Linked DNA regions of Homo sapiens: region 2 is linked to region 1. Evidence: chromatin contacts called from ENCODE POLR2A ChIA-PET data. All regions are on one chromosome and are shown on one strand. Each heading gives the region's core, a stretch centred on a gene start or an enhancer-like site at or near the end of the contact. The rest is flanking DNA. Distances are from core to core; before and after follow the strand shown. Region 1 holds the start of DTD1-AS1 (DTD1 antisense RNA 1). Region 2 holds the start of RIN2 (Ras and Rab interactor 2).

What was found. ChIA-PET counts read pairs that join two places held with the same protein, here RNA polymerase II (POLR2A).
Region 2: POLR2A ChIA-PET joins it to region 1 with 18 read pairs in Panc1. The contact joins the promoter of RIN2 here to the promoter of DTD1-AS1 in region 1. POLR2A ChIA-PET finds 5 or more read pairs at or near these places in 2 of 52 experiments (IMR-90 and Panc1).

Annotation. Positions count from the first base shown.
Region 1 is chr20:18,695,541-18,703,044 of GRCh38, reverse strand. It overlaps DTD1-AS1 (DTD1 antisense RNA 1), which reads left to right and starts at 4,337. Exons shown (of 4, transcript NR_109955.1): 1 at 4,337-4,596. All of the region lies in intron 4 of DTD1 (D-aminoacyl-tRNA deacylase 1), which reads right to left. RefSeq lists a silencer at 3,253-3,400.
Region 2 is chr20:19,757,000-19,764,503 of GRCh38, reverse strand. It overlaps RIN2 (Ras and Rab interactor 2), which reads right to left and starts at 6,246. Exons shown (of 13, transcript NM_018993.4): 1 at 6,177-6,246. RefSeq lists an enhancer at 5,283-5,857.

The sequences.
Region 1 (7,504 bases), core at 3,088-5,587:
AATAAAAAAGAAACCCAAGAAAGATGAAGACGGGGGTGGGAGGATCCACAAAGCTGACCCACCCAGCAGGACAGTGAAAGGAAGCTATGGACTCCTGCTGGATGGCAGCAGCCCAGAGGGCAGGTCCAGGCAGCGGCCCAGTCAGAGGCCCCAGGAGAAATGGGTCTCATAAAACAGGACGCATGACTGACAGGGAGGGAAACCTTAGGAATATGGCAAAGGCACATCTGCTAAGAAAAACATTAGTTTGCCAATTCTTTTAAAATTTTTGTAGACAGTTCCTTTTTTTTTTTTTTTTTTGCCTCATTCCAGATGTGATTTCTACTCCAACAGAACTAGTGATACCTTTGTGACCAGATTCCTATCCTATATGGCAGGCATGTTCTCTTCAGTATCCCTGCCTCAGGTGCTGACACAGAGACATCAAAGACCAACCTGCTCCTGGTCACTGTGTTGGCAGCCACAACACCTGATATTACTGAGGAGTTAAATCTGATCTGCAGTAGATCAATGTCTCTGCGGTCTCTAGTATGTACTCCAGCCTGGCTTTTCTAGCCTGCATCTAATCTAGATCTTTATTCTATAGCCCTTGCTAAATTAGCCAACTTCCCCAGTTAATTCTGGACTCAACAACTGCCCAGTCTGGGAAATGAGAAAAGGGGAAATTTAAAACAAGGATAAAGCCAAATAGCACCCAACTGAAGGGTTCAATTGTCAAGAAAATTAAAATTAAGGAAGAAGAGTTTATTACAGAGATGGAGGGAAGGGGGCGGGAGTACCATACACAGTTGTGGATTACTCAGGGATGTTGGAATGGAAACCAAAATCTTTCTTGGTTTGAAAAGATTATCAGTCCTTCCCTCTGTCTTGGCCTGAGGGACCAATAAAAGGATCTTCCCTTTCATCTTTGACCATTTTGAAGGATGTACAAATAGACGCTTTGTCTAAAATGGAAGTGAATAAGAGACTCTCTAAATATTTATTATGCAACAGATTAAAATGATTGTAGACAAATTTCTCCTGTCAACAATGATTAGGTTACATAGCAAGATTTTACAATGGACCTCAGGCATCGCACTGTATATTAGCTCTAAGCAAAATGAAAAACTCTAAATTATACTTTAAATCAACCAAGAACGTATTCTGTTCCTATTCAGAATCATCAGCTTACTTCATGCATTTTATCTGACAGAAGGACAAATCGGCAATTCGAGAGACTTAAAGAATTATTAGGTGATTCTTTAAAAGGAGAAGCCAAAGCAAGCACACAGAACATTCATGTGTCAGTTAGTATTTACTGAAAGCCTACTGCATCCCAGGCACTGGGGCAAGTCCAGTGCTCATTTCTAAGTGATGACCTGTGTGTCAGGCCTATGTCCCACGTGGTCCCATCCTACTGCTCTCCCCGACACTGAAAGGCCAGACAGACTCCCTGGGTGCATTCAGCTCACATAGTGCAATAGAACCAAGGGCTCTGGGATGTCCCTTGTCCTCCACACCACCCGCATTCTGTTGCTCCTACCTGCCCACAAGATTGCACAGGAGGAAGAAAAGGCATAATGCAAAAATTCTATTGTTGAGAAGACCTAACAAGTTCAAAACATATGGCCAGGGTCTGGCAAAGGACGTAATGAATCATTAGGAACTACCCTACTTAAAGAAGACCATTTCTATTATTTCTAAAAGACATTTGCTATATGCCCCCCTTATTGGGGTGCTTGTTAGTACATCTCTTTCATCAGGAGTTCATTAAACCAAGTCCGTTAGGTAACATGTTTTCTCTCCAGCTGTAAAACTGCCCTCCAGCTACCTGTGTCTCTGTGGCCCAGAGTGCCCACCCACAGACAATGCTAGGTTCTTGTGCAAAGCACCAGGCAGGGGTACCAAATCTCTGGCCTGAATGTGTGGGAACAGAACCCTGCCAATGCCCCCATAAACAACAACTCTCTGGGGCTCACCATCCCTAATGAGAGAATCCAGCACCCTGTCATTTTGTAATAAATGAAAAATCAGTTAACATGTGCTTTAGTATGTACTGACCATTGTGAAAAATATTCCAAAAACACTATGGGAAAACAGCAGTAGCTTTTTCACCTCACAGAGTCAGGCGCTACTCTGATGCCACCTCTCATCTGTAGTCCTTTGTACATAAAGTAATTTTACAGCCAGTCTCCACGCAACCCTGTCCTGTGAAAAGCCTTCCTTCCTCCCAAGGTCCCCCTTCCTCTGAGCCTTTGCTACACCCTCAAGTTCCAGGAACCTTAGTCCAAGTCTTCACTTCCCCAGACACCCTCCAATCGAATCTCAGTCCACTGAAGCCCTGACTGCCACCTCCACCATGCCACTGACGCCACGTCAAAAGGGTCACTGTGGGTGTGGAAGGTGTGGAATAAACAAGTACATATTGAGTACCATGTACACCACTCGGGTGACGGGTACACTAAGATCTCAGAATTCACCACTATGTAATTCATCCACATAACAAAAAAAATCCCACTTGTATCCCAAAAGCTATTGAAATTTTAAAAATCAAAAATTAAAAAAAAAAAAAGGTCACCACTATTTGCACAGGAAATTTTTCAGGAGGATATACAATGAGGAGAATTTTATTTTTTAATAATCTTCCGTCTTTGAATTTTCTAACCAAGTGGATGTTCTTTTGATTTTTAAAAACATCAACAGAGGCTACTGAAGACAGTCAAATGATGAGCCACTAAAAAGAACCTGTGTTTTAAGAAGTCCATTTAAGAAATGTTCTCTTGAGAAACAAACAAATAGTAACTTTCCAGCAGAGAAACCTGACTGATACCATCTTGACCAAGTGAGTGATCAAGGTCAGCATCAGTAGTCATGAGACACATCAATACCATGTGCCCTGACATGGCACACCAAGGACATCAAATTCCCAAACTAAGGGACATTCTAAAAAATAACTGGCCTGTGTCTTCAGAAGTATCAAGATCGTAAGACTGGAGGAGGCTGAGACACACCTAAATGAACATGGGATTCTAGATTGGATTCTGGACCCAGTGGGACAATGGCAATATTCAAATAAGGCCTGCAGATTCATTATTAGTTAATGCTATGTTACCAACAGTAACTTGCTGGTTTTGATCACTACTACAGATATGTGAGATCATTAACATTAACACTTCGGGAAGCTGGGTAAAAGGAATATGAGAACTCTTCTGGTCTATTTTTGCAACTTCATTAAGTCTGGAATTATTTCAAAGTAAGTTTAAGATACATATGTGTACACACACGTACACACACACAAACACACACATGATCACTCTTGACTGTGTGGCCAGCAAGCCCAATGGTACTTTCCAAATGCTCACCTCCTCAGCCTCTTACAGTGAGACAGCATGGAGCTGCCCTTCTAGAAAGTCTCTCCCACTAGGCTTCCAAACTGAGGTACTTCCCTGGCTCCTCTTCCACTTTATAGCCATCCCCACACAAGCTGGGCTCCATCCTCCCTGATGACCACCTCTAACAGATGACTTGCCTCAACGCGGGAGATCTGACAGAAACTTGAAGGCCGGACCTCCCCATGACTGTCCTGCTGGCATCACGCGAAAACCCCAAAGCTGCCCCTGCCCATGTCCCTGTTAGCCTGTTCAAGGCTTGCTGTCACCTCAGGGTCCTTCTCCACATCTCCCACTTCTCTGGCCTTCTCTGTTCCTACTGCTGACCCATTTCCAGGCCTCTATTTGCTCCACCCAAGCCTCCTGCACAGAGACTCAAGGTGACAGATGGGGAAAAGAACACCGCTGCCTCAGGTGGGAAAACCTGGGTTGGAGGCTTCATTCTGCCATGGCCTACCTGTGGTTTTGGAGAAAGCTTTTAGAGACTAAAGCTTTTTCACATGTAAAACAGGCTATTAAATAAGAGCCCCTAAGGCAGGCTCTCTTGACCTAATAGCCTTCCTCTCCTGCTGCAACTCCACTCCAGAGTGTGAAAATGCCACAAATCCACTTTCCCAAACTCCCTGGTGACCTGCTGGACAGTAACCCAGCTCTGCCCAGAGGACATAGGAAACACCAACCCTCTGGCCTGCCTTGGACACAGACGTGGAGGGTGTAAGGGCACTGCTGTGGCAGCCATTTTGTAACCAAGAGGAGATGAGGTAGAGGACAGAGAGGAAAACAGAACCCCAGCACCTGGGAGCTGCCAAAGTAACCAGCCCTGGAGTCCCTGGGCTCGGGCCTCGGAACTCATGAAAGAAAATCAAATGTTCCTATTGTTTAAGGAACTTTTAACTGAGAATTCTATTTGACTGTGACTTTCAGCCATGGCAGGGCTCAGTCACCAACTATTCATAAGAGGGTAAGGAGACAGATGCAGGCAGGGAGCGGGAGGAGGGAATGGGAATGAGCTGAGCAGCAGCATCACAGCTGGAGGGCTGGACATGGATGACCAGCTCCTCACTTCCAGGTGTTTCCACATCAAGCATCCTGCAGACAGCTAACAAGTTCATTCTACAAAGTACAGTTCTCACCACTTTATCCTTCCTCTGCTCGGAAACAGTCAATGGTTTCCCACTGTCCACAGGGGATGCTTAACGCATGTGGGTTATGCAGCTAGAAAGACAAGGTAAGGACTTTGGATGTAAATGTAGAGGTTAAAAAAATAAATCACTGAATATGTATAGATGAAATAACACTGAGATTTGCTTCAAAGTAATAGAAGATGTTAAAGGGTTGACAAAATCAGAGCTGCCATCCTGGGTGTCCACTGATGCTGGACACATAGGGGTTCGACAGACTCTATTGCCCAGTGTACATGTGTTTAATATTTTCTGTGATAAAAATTTAAGATCATTTCAAGTTAATAATACAGAACTGAACTATGTAATTATTGTTAAAAACATATACATCAGCAGATCCTAGAAAAGCTTATCAGAATAGTAAAAATGTGTGATTTGCTAAAGTTTTACTGATTTGCTCATACAAAGGTGTTCATACCCATTTCTTGGAATTTCTCTTCAGTCAAAGAAAAGTATTATCAGAATAAAGATGATCACTTGCATACTACTTATAATTGTGAAAAATTAATCTAGATGTCCAAGAGTAAAGTTATGGTAGACTGATTTAATAAATAGCATGCAAACATAAAAATTATATGAGTTGAGAGATTGAGACCATCCTGGCTAACGCAGTGAAACCCCGTCTCTACTAAAAATACAAAAAATTAGCCAGGCGCGGTGACAGGCGCCTGTAGTCCCAGCTACTCGAGAGGCTGAGGCAGGAGAATGGCGTGAACCTAAGAGGCGGAGCTTGCAGTGAGCCGAGATAGCGCCACTGCACTCCGGCCTGGGCGAAAGAGCGAGACTCTGTCTCAAAAACAAACAAACAAAAAATATGTGAGTTGAATATCCACACTCCAAAAATCTGAAATCCAAAATCTTCCAAAACCCAAAATTTTTTGAGAACAGACACGATCCTGAAAGGTTGTACTCAAAGTGAATTTCACTGGAGAATTTTGGATTTTGAATGTTTCTATTAGGGATGCTCAACCAATAAGTATAATGCAAATATTCCAAAATCTTAAAAAATCCAAAACACTTCTGATCCCAAGCATTTTGTTTAAGGAATACTCTACCACTATATAAAATTTAGTCACCCTCACTGAAAATGGTAAAGCTTTAAGTGAAAAAGTTCATGACAATTACATCAATAAGAAGGACATGTGAATATCTGCAAAACACTATGAAGAAATAAGGAATCAAAATAGTTGTATTAAGCACATTGGTTTTCTTATTGTATTCAATGTTTTTGTAATGTTGCTTTAAATAATTTTTTTTGTTTTTTGAGACAGAGTCTCACTCTGTCGCCCAGACTGGAGTGCAGTGGCGGGATCTCCACTCACTGCAAGCTCCGCCTCCCAGGTTCTCGCCATTCTCCTGCCACAGCCTCCCGAATAGCTGGGACTACAGGCACCCACCACCACGCCTGGACAATTTTTTTGTATTTTTAGTAGAGGCGGGGTTTCACCGTGTTAGCAGGATGGTCGTGATCTCCTGACCTTGTGATCTGCCCGCCTCTGCCACCCAAAGTCCTGGGATTACAGGCATGAGCCACTGCACCTGGCTGCTTTAAATAACTTTTAAGAGATTTACCCAATCTTGAGTACAAGATTTTTCTCCAGTTTCTCAGATTTTAAATGGAAGCAGTAAAAACTACAGTTCAGGCCAGGGGCAGTGGCTCACGCCTGTAATCCCAGCACTTTGGGAGGCCGAGGTGGGCGTATCACCTGAGGTCGGGAGTTCAAGACCAGCCTGACCAACATGGAGAAACCCCATCTCTACTAAAACTACAAGATTAGCTGGGTGTGGTGGTGCATGCCTGTAATCCCAGCTACTTGGGAGGCTGAGGAAGGAGAATCACTTGAACCCGGGAGGCGGAGGTTGCAATGAGCCGAGATCGTGCCATTGCATTCCAGCCTGGGCAACAAGAGAAAAACTTTGTCTCAAAAACAAAAACAAACAAACAAAAACTACAGTTCACCTGTGAGCATAGTGACCTTTTCTAGACTCTGCTGACTCAGTGTGTCAGTCACGCCCATGAATTTCCTCCCTAATCTGAGCATCCATCATGACCGCAGGACCCCCAGTCTAGGAGGGCACCTGACCTGAAGGGCTGGGGTAACCAAACCACCTGAGACCGAGAAAGACGTGGAAACTACAGATGTCATCTTTCCTGGTCTTGGCAAGGCCCTGCACGTCCCCATTTTCACCTACAATGAGACTCCGAGACAGGCGGCCTGACTTGCTCAAAGACATTAGTGTCTGAGAGGTGGGGGAATACGCACAGGCAGGAAGGTGACATATGAGGCCCACATTCCCCTCGCTCCTGGAAAATTCTAGGGAAGATTCTGGAGCAGAGATGTGCTCTTTACAGAAGACAACGCAGCCTGGGTGCAGATATGACAACAGCATCCATTAAAATATGGTCAAATAGGAGTCTACAAAACACCTTGACTTTAAGGGAAAACAATTTCTCAAGACTATTATAATTGTCACCAAAGCCTTAAATCCTCCTATCTTCCTGACTGAATAAAACGTGGGCCAGGCACAGTGGCTCACGCCTATAATCCCAGCGCTTTGAGGGGCTGAGGCAGGTGAATTTCTTGAGCCCAGGAATCCATGGCCAGCTTGGGCAACATAGTGAGAACCCCATCTCTACAAAAATAAAATTAAAAATAAATTAGCCTGTGTAGTGGCACGCGCCTGTAGTCCCAACAACTTGGGAGGCTGAGGCAGGAAGATCACTTGAGCCTTGGGGGTTGAGGCTGAAGTGAGCTATGACTGCACCATTGCACTCCAGCCTGGACAACAGAACAAGACCCTGTCAGAGGAAAAGGAAAGGGAGGAAGAAACAGAAAAAGGGAGGGAGGGCAGAAGGAGAGAGAGAGAGAGAAGGAAAGAAGGGAAGGGGGGAGGGGAGGGGAGGGGAGGGGAGGGGAGGGGAATGGAGGGGAAGAGAAGGGAAGGGAAGGGAAG
Region 2 (7,504 bases), core at 4,997-7,496, 1.1 Mb before region 1:
CGTTTAGGTTCCACGTCCCTTATCTGGACATGGGTGTGCTGAAGTCAGACACACCCAGGACTGCTAGGTCCTGCATAGACGAGGTGACTGGTCTCAGCACTCAACTTCCCCTGGTGTGGGATCCTGGCTGACTTTCCGAGACTCAAAGGTTTCCATGCACAGCTGCCCTCAGTTACCACACAGGACAGATGTCTGCTTCCATTCATGTTTTAAAAGTATTCTTGTAATCGAGCCATAGTTAAAATGCAATGGGGGAGTTCAGTATTTGGGAAAAATCGGTAACAATTTCTTTAATAACTAAAGTTCATCTAGCTAACTATTTAATCTAGCTTTTTTTAAATTTTGAATTCCTGATCTACCAAATAAAATCAGGTACATAAAAAACAAAAAGTCTCTTTATCCAATTTATTGGATTAACTTACTTAAAAAAAGACTTCACTCATTAAAAATACAAATGTTTCCAAATCTGATTTTTGAAATGACTCAAATTTTGAGAATTTTAAGCAAGTGGGGGGTTATGTATTAATACTCCATGTACTATCACTTGGCCAGATGGTATCATCAAATAAAAATGAGATATACACTCATAGTAGGAATTAGAACACCTCCCGAATCCGTTTCTCATTTGGATACTATAAAGTCCAGCAACGTCTTTTAAATCACTCTTAGGATGGTTTTTAAAACAAACCAGCATACCTTTATAACCATTCCTACATCAAACTGAATCAGGGGCTCTCAATCATGGAGCATCATTCAACGTTAGTAATGGAGGTTCTTACAACCAAAGCTTTTTGACCAGAATAAGACATCTCACACAGGCTGGAATACCCACAGCGTTAAAAAATTCAATTTTATTTTCTTAGACTCTTTCACAAAATGACTGTGTTTAAACTTTCACCTAACTATTAGTGAGTTTAAAAACAGTTTCTGCTACAAAAAACAGTGTCATTTAATCATTCATTCATTCATTCACTCATTCATTATGTGATTATGCTATTGAGTGGTTTTGCTAGCGGCTGTATTCACTTGTGTGGTTCTATTCACACTTTCAGCTGACATTCCACACTTCTCTGTGCTGATATACATATATATCTTATTTATTTATTTATTTATTTAGAGACAGAGTCTTGCTCTGTCACCCAGGCTGGAGTGCAATGGAGTGATCCTGGCTCACTGCAACCTCTGCCTCCCGGGTTCAGGGGATTCTCCTGCCTTAGCCTCTGAAGTAGCGAGGACTACAGGGGCCTGCCACCAGGCCCAGCTAATTTTTTTGGTATTTTTAGTAGAGACAGGGTTTCACCATGTTGGTCAGGCTGGCCTTGAACTCCTAACCTCAAGTGATCTGCCCACCTCAGCCTCCCATAGTGCTAGGATTACAGGCATGAGCCACTGCACCTGGCCAGGACTTTTAAACTCAACAGGTTAAAAATCACATTTAGGCCTGTGCATGGTGGCACACGCCTGTAATTGCTGCATTTTGGGAGGCCAAGGTGGGTGGATTACCCGAGGTCAGGAGTTCGAGACCAGCCTGGCCAACATCATGAAACCCCATCTCTACTAAAAATACAAAAAATTAGCCAGGTGTGGTGGCGGGCACCTGTAATCCCAGCTATTCAGGAGGCTGAGGCAGGAGAATCGCTTGACTCCGGGAGGTGGAGGTTGTAGTGAGCCGAGATCGCACCACTGCACTCCAGCCTGGGCAACAAGAGCGAAACTCTATCTCTAAATAAATAAATAAATAAATAAAATAAATCACATTCAGTGTTTCTTCCCTACCTTCTCCCTTGTTCGCACAGCACGATGACATGTGCATGCTCACACACACACTTGAACTCCACGGCTTGGCTAATGACCCATCAGCCTTCTAGTCATCTTCTTCAACTCCCCTTGTCACTCCCCATCCCGCCCCATCTGATAGGTCCATTTTTCTCAAAACACTCCTTCCCTTGACTTCTGTGACACCACCCTGTTTAATACATATCTCTAAATGAGAATTGTTACTTTTTGTGCTTTCGAAAAATCTACGAAACAAATCTTGAGATATATTTGCTCAGCATTGGAGACCTAGAAATGTCTGCAGATGAATGTTAAATTTGCACAGCTGTGCCTCTTTGATCACTTTCCGAAGGCTCCTCCACTAGCCCACAATTCTCCTTTGAGTCCCTGAAATTCTAACTCCAACTTCCTCACTTTGTCTCCTTAATTGCAATAAAGCCTCAATAGCTGAGGTTACTGGTCTGTGGAAGGTGCTCTAACAGTAGATTGAAGGCAAACTCTGATTTAAAAATACCTGATTTCAAACAATGGTTGCTTGTGAACGGGGGCTGCAGCTCCTATGAGGAGGGATTGCTGTTAGCAGGCTTCTGTTCCAGGTCTGAGACACCCAGAGAGTGACATTTACTTACTTTTCATAAGCAAATGTCCACACACACTTAGACACCCTAGAGAATTCACTTGGCCAGCACCCAAGGAGAGAGGAATGAGAGAACAGAAAATTCACTGAGCAGGTGTACTTTCTCACTCAATGGATGTAACTAGCCAAGATGAAATAGTGATCTCAGGACAAGAACCCTGAAGTTGCCACCCCATCTACAGAGCTGCGTTTGAGGGGATTCTCAGAGTTGGAAAGGCTGGTTGAAATCTGAAGGCTTCTGGGCAGCAAAAAGGCAGTGCTCTCCAGAGGCTGGGGTTCCCTCAGATCATATCTGATCAAACCCAAAGAACCTATTCATATTAATCGGATGCATGGAAGCTACTTGAGTTAATTGGATACACAGATCAACAATCCACTCTAAATTGACAAGGGTGGATTATTATGCTTTTCTAGTGTCCAGAATATACATTTTTACTATCCAAAATACCACATATTAGATGGAATCAACATTCCTTGGAAGTTGGCCTAGACATTATAAGATTTTGGGAGAACTAAACAATTCCCTAGGTGAATTCCTTGGAACACTGGATCCAGAAGATACTTCATGAGAAAGAGTGTTCTGTGGCCAAATAAAGTTGGCAAGCATCCCATACTATGGTGTCATTCTAAAGAGTCCCAATGTATGGTATAACAATAAAGACTCCTTAAAGTCCTGCCATAAAAAAACAGACAACATTAGCATTTCCCTAACATATTTTATCACTGTAACTCATTAGTGATTGTTTAGCAAAACTGCATCCTAAAACACAACTCGGTGAATCCTGCTCTGTACATACACTGCATGGAGTGTGCCTCTGGGCAGGTTCGCCTTTAGCAAGTCCACTGTGCTGCGGCAGAATGACAGACTAATTTTAGGCTTTCATTTCCTCACCTACAAAATGCAATGAATACTACTGTTGTGAGAAACGACTGAGATACTATTTGTAAATCCATTTTATAATGTGCTACAAAAATGTTACCTGCTTTCTTCAGAGGCATTACAGTCCTGAGGGTATACTTCTTGCTGTGCAACTTCTCAAAATGCCTTGACAAAGGGACACTTTTGTTCATTCATTCATTCAACACCCCCTCCTTGAGTGGTAGGTCTTAAGGGCTATGGCCTGGTTTTGGACCCTGGGAAGCTTACAGACAGTGGGCAAGTGAGGTCCACTGTATTGCTTTAAGAGATACATACACATACACACACACAAGGAATTCTGGTGGCAGTGAGGGGGTGTCTTACTGGGGAAAGGAGGACAGGGTCGGGGAAATCTTTCTTGCTGAAACTATTAGGATTCTTGAAGGTTCATTAGGTAGGTTGGATATACAAGGGGAATTGGGCACAAGGTCAAAGCACTATAATACAGAGAGTATGTGAAGAATGGGCCTCCCATTAATGGGTCACACGAGCATGGACCTCTCAGGGTAGCATACCCTGTGTTTCATCTGTGATACCTGATTCATCTGTGTCCTCCAAGCAGAGGAAGAGGGTTTAGCTAAGCAAGGAGGTTCTTTCTGGAAAGTGGAAGTCCTGAAGTGGGTAGTGACCCTTGACTTTGGATAAGGTGTATGGCAGGACACCTTGGGTGGGGATAAGAGTGCTGCTGCGAAGTTATCTTTAAATAAGCACACGCCATAGCCATCCTGGGAGTCAAGCTCCCTCCCACCTGCCCTACACTAGAGGTCAAGTGTGGGCTATTTCAGTTTCCTCCTCTGCTCTGATGAACTGTCTGCAGGAGAATGTTTCCAGACAAAGGTCTTGATAGCAGGTTGGTTTTCCCCGTGTCTCCAGCCTCCAACTACTGAGAGCAAGTCTCCAAACCCAAAAGCTCCTGTCAACAGCCTTCTTCCCAAGTTCCAAAAGCAAGGGCCCTTCACTGTCCCGGGACCCTACCCATCCCTAGCCTGTGATGCTCTCTCTGGAGGTGCCAAAGCACGGGAGTGCATGAGTATTCCAGAGGCAATATTGGAACCTGAGGCAAAAAGGAAAATTAGCACCTCTATATCCACTTATGACAATATCCTCCTACATTTGAATTAGGTAAAAAGTTAATAAAAGCTCTGCATTCAGTGAACGTGACTACATCTGAAGCCAGAGTTGCTCAATCTGTTGCATGCCACTGTCAACTCTCAAACCACCAGGCAAGGGAACAAACAAATGGGGAGGTGGGGGAGGGAGACTGGATATGACTGTTCCCATTGAACAATGAAGCAGGGTTCTTTTTTTTTAGACAGAGTTTCACTCTGTCACCCAGGCTGAGTGGAGTGGCACAATGTCGGCTTACTGCAACCTCTGCCCCCAGGTTCAAGTGATTCTCCCACCTCAGCCTCCCGAGTAGCTGGGACCACAGGCACATGCCTTCAGGCCCAGCTAATTTTTGTATTTTTAGTAGAGATGGGGTTTCACCCTGTTGGCCAGGCTGGTCTTGAACTCCTGACCTCAAGTGATCTGCCTGCCTTGGCCTCCCTAAGTGCTGGGATTACAGGCATAAGCCACTGCACCCGGCCTATGAAGCAGGGTTCTAACAACACCCACCTGTATTTAAAATGTTGATTTTTGCTTATCATGAATTTTTTACATTCAATTTGGTTTTGTTAAAAAGATTGTATTAAAATACTATTTATCTTAATGATGGAGTGCTGCCCTGTGTGTTTCTTTTTTCCCAGTAAGCCCTTTGCACTCCCAGCAAGTGTTTCTTTTTGCTTCAGTATTTACAGTCCTTTTGGTCGAAGAGTACTCTGATGTTTCCTTACCGATGACAGCGTGTTCCTAAGAAACCCCAATGTGCCCAAAACCGCGCAAGGAAGTGCCGCTACACTGCGGAATTAGGAAAGCCCCAGGGATTTAAGAGCTCTGAGAAGACAGGCGCCTCTCAGGGCCCAGGGGACCGATCTTGCCCTGTATTTCTTGGCAACATATCATAGGCTTTCAAGCTGAACTTCTGCAAATCCTGCTGTCCCCGCGCGGTCGAGGGGCGCGCCACCGCCGGTGGGTGGACGCCGAGCTGGTGGGAGCCCAGGCCAAGGGTGGAGGCCAAGCCCAGAAGGGGGCGGGGAGGCCTCAAAGTGGGAAAGTGGCCCCGTCCCTTCCCGGCAGGAATCCGGGGCTCCTCCTCCGCCCGCTGCGCAGCCATCAATCACCGCGACAGCCCAAGTGCCCCCTGCCCGGACACAACAACCCTCCTGCTTTTCCACCCGGGGGAGGAAATCTCCGGTCGGAGCATCTGCCCTGCACACTGGCTGGACTCACCAGTGGGGTCCGCGCTGGGGATCAAAGCTGTGCGACACCGGGTCTGACCCGCGCGCTCAGGCGCAGGGAGCACTTGACACCCCACAGGCAGCCCTGCAGGTAGAACTCCTCAAAGGTCCCTACCAAACTCCGTCCGGTGCACACGCACGCACACCCGCACCTCCGCACCTCGAGCCATAGTGCCTGCACCCTCCAGCTGTCCCTCACCCCAGCCCCGCACAGGTCAGCTGAGGACACCCGGTGACCCTGCCGGGACCAGCGGCCACCTCGCGCTCCGGAATGTCACTCTGCCCCTTGTCCCCACTCCCTGATCCCCCTTCCCCCTTCCGTTCCCCACGATCCCCGAGGACGCGCTCTGGCTGTCTTCCTCAAGTCCCCTCCGGAGTAGGGAGAGAGTGCGCACAGCAGCACCCACGTCTGGAACCCCAGAGAGCCCCGCCCGTGCCCGGAGCCTCTCCGGGCTCTCTAGGTGCGGGCACAGGGGGTGGGGTCTCCGCTGCCACCGCCCCTTACCTCTCGCGGGCCCTCCCCGCAGGTCCCGGAGGCGGGGGCGACCGGTGGCCCCAAAGACGAGCGCGGGGCTGGGTTTCCCCGCCCGGGAGGAGCAAGAGGAGGAGGAGGAAGAGGAGGAAGGGGGAGAAAGGAGGGGAGGGGAGGGGAGAGGAGAGGAAAGAGGAGGAGGGGAGGGAAGGGCTTTGTGTTTGCCTCGGGCCGTCCCTCGGCAGTAGGGAGCCATCCCCCTCCCCCAGCCACCTTCCTGAGCTCGCAGAGGAGATGGGGCGGGGGTGATCGGATCGGAGGCAGCGACCAAGGCGCCTGCGCGACCCCAGGTCCGGCCCATCCCTCCATTCCCTGTAACCGCCAGCCTCCGCCCCTCTTGACAACCACCCGCTACGCTTACCCTGTTACAAGGAACCCAGGCTGCAACCAGGAAAAACTGCCATCAGAAAGTTTATCTAAGCCGGAGCAAACTTGGCTGGACCGGCCCCTGACCCGCCTTGGCGCTGCCGCCCCTGTCTTCTGCGGTCCCCGGCCAGGCGAGGACCAGAGTTTTGTTCTCGGAGATTCTTGCCTTTCTTGTTTTAGCACAAACGCGCACGCACCCCTTTCCCATAACGAGCCCCTCCGCCCAACTACAGATCCCGGGATCTGTTGCAGGGGCTGGAAAGGCCCCACTCGAGAGGCCTGAGCTGGCTGCGGCTCTTGGTTCCGGGGCAGGTTCTCCAGGGTTGGATACGCTCTGGACGCCTGGGCGGGTTGTTTTGCTTCGGCCTCGCTGGCCAGGGGCCCGCCCACCCCGCCTGGAACGCGGTTTGGATCGGCGCTGGGAGCCCTCCGTAACCCCAGCTGAAGGCCGCGCAGGCAGGCGGGGACGCCGGAGCTGCGGGGCCGGTTCCCAGCCAGCATCCAGCCTTTTCGGAATCAGGCGGGTCCCTGGTGATTCGCTGGGTTTTCCCACTTCCCACGGGGACCTCACCTTTGGGAATTAATTGCTGACAGTGTTAGAGTTACAAAGTAGCCAGTGTCACGGAGGGAACCTCAAAGAGACAAAGGGACACCTCGAAGGTGTCAGAGAGACGGTTGTTTTGGACAGAAACAGAACAGCGAAGCGGAAAGAAAACAGACCTTATTTCTGTTCTGTTCCACTTCAGATAGTAGCAGAGGAGACTTGGATTTCATTGGTGTTGGTTTTCGTGATTCCTGCCTTCTAAAATCCCAAGACTTATTTATCATTTATCATCAGCTCAGATCCCAGGAAAACAGTCCACTGCACTTCGGTTTCTGCTCCAAGTCACCCATTAAATAAATAATTGAACACCTGCTGGTGCCAGGCGCAGTTC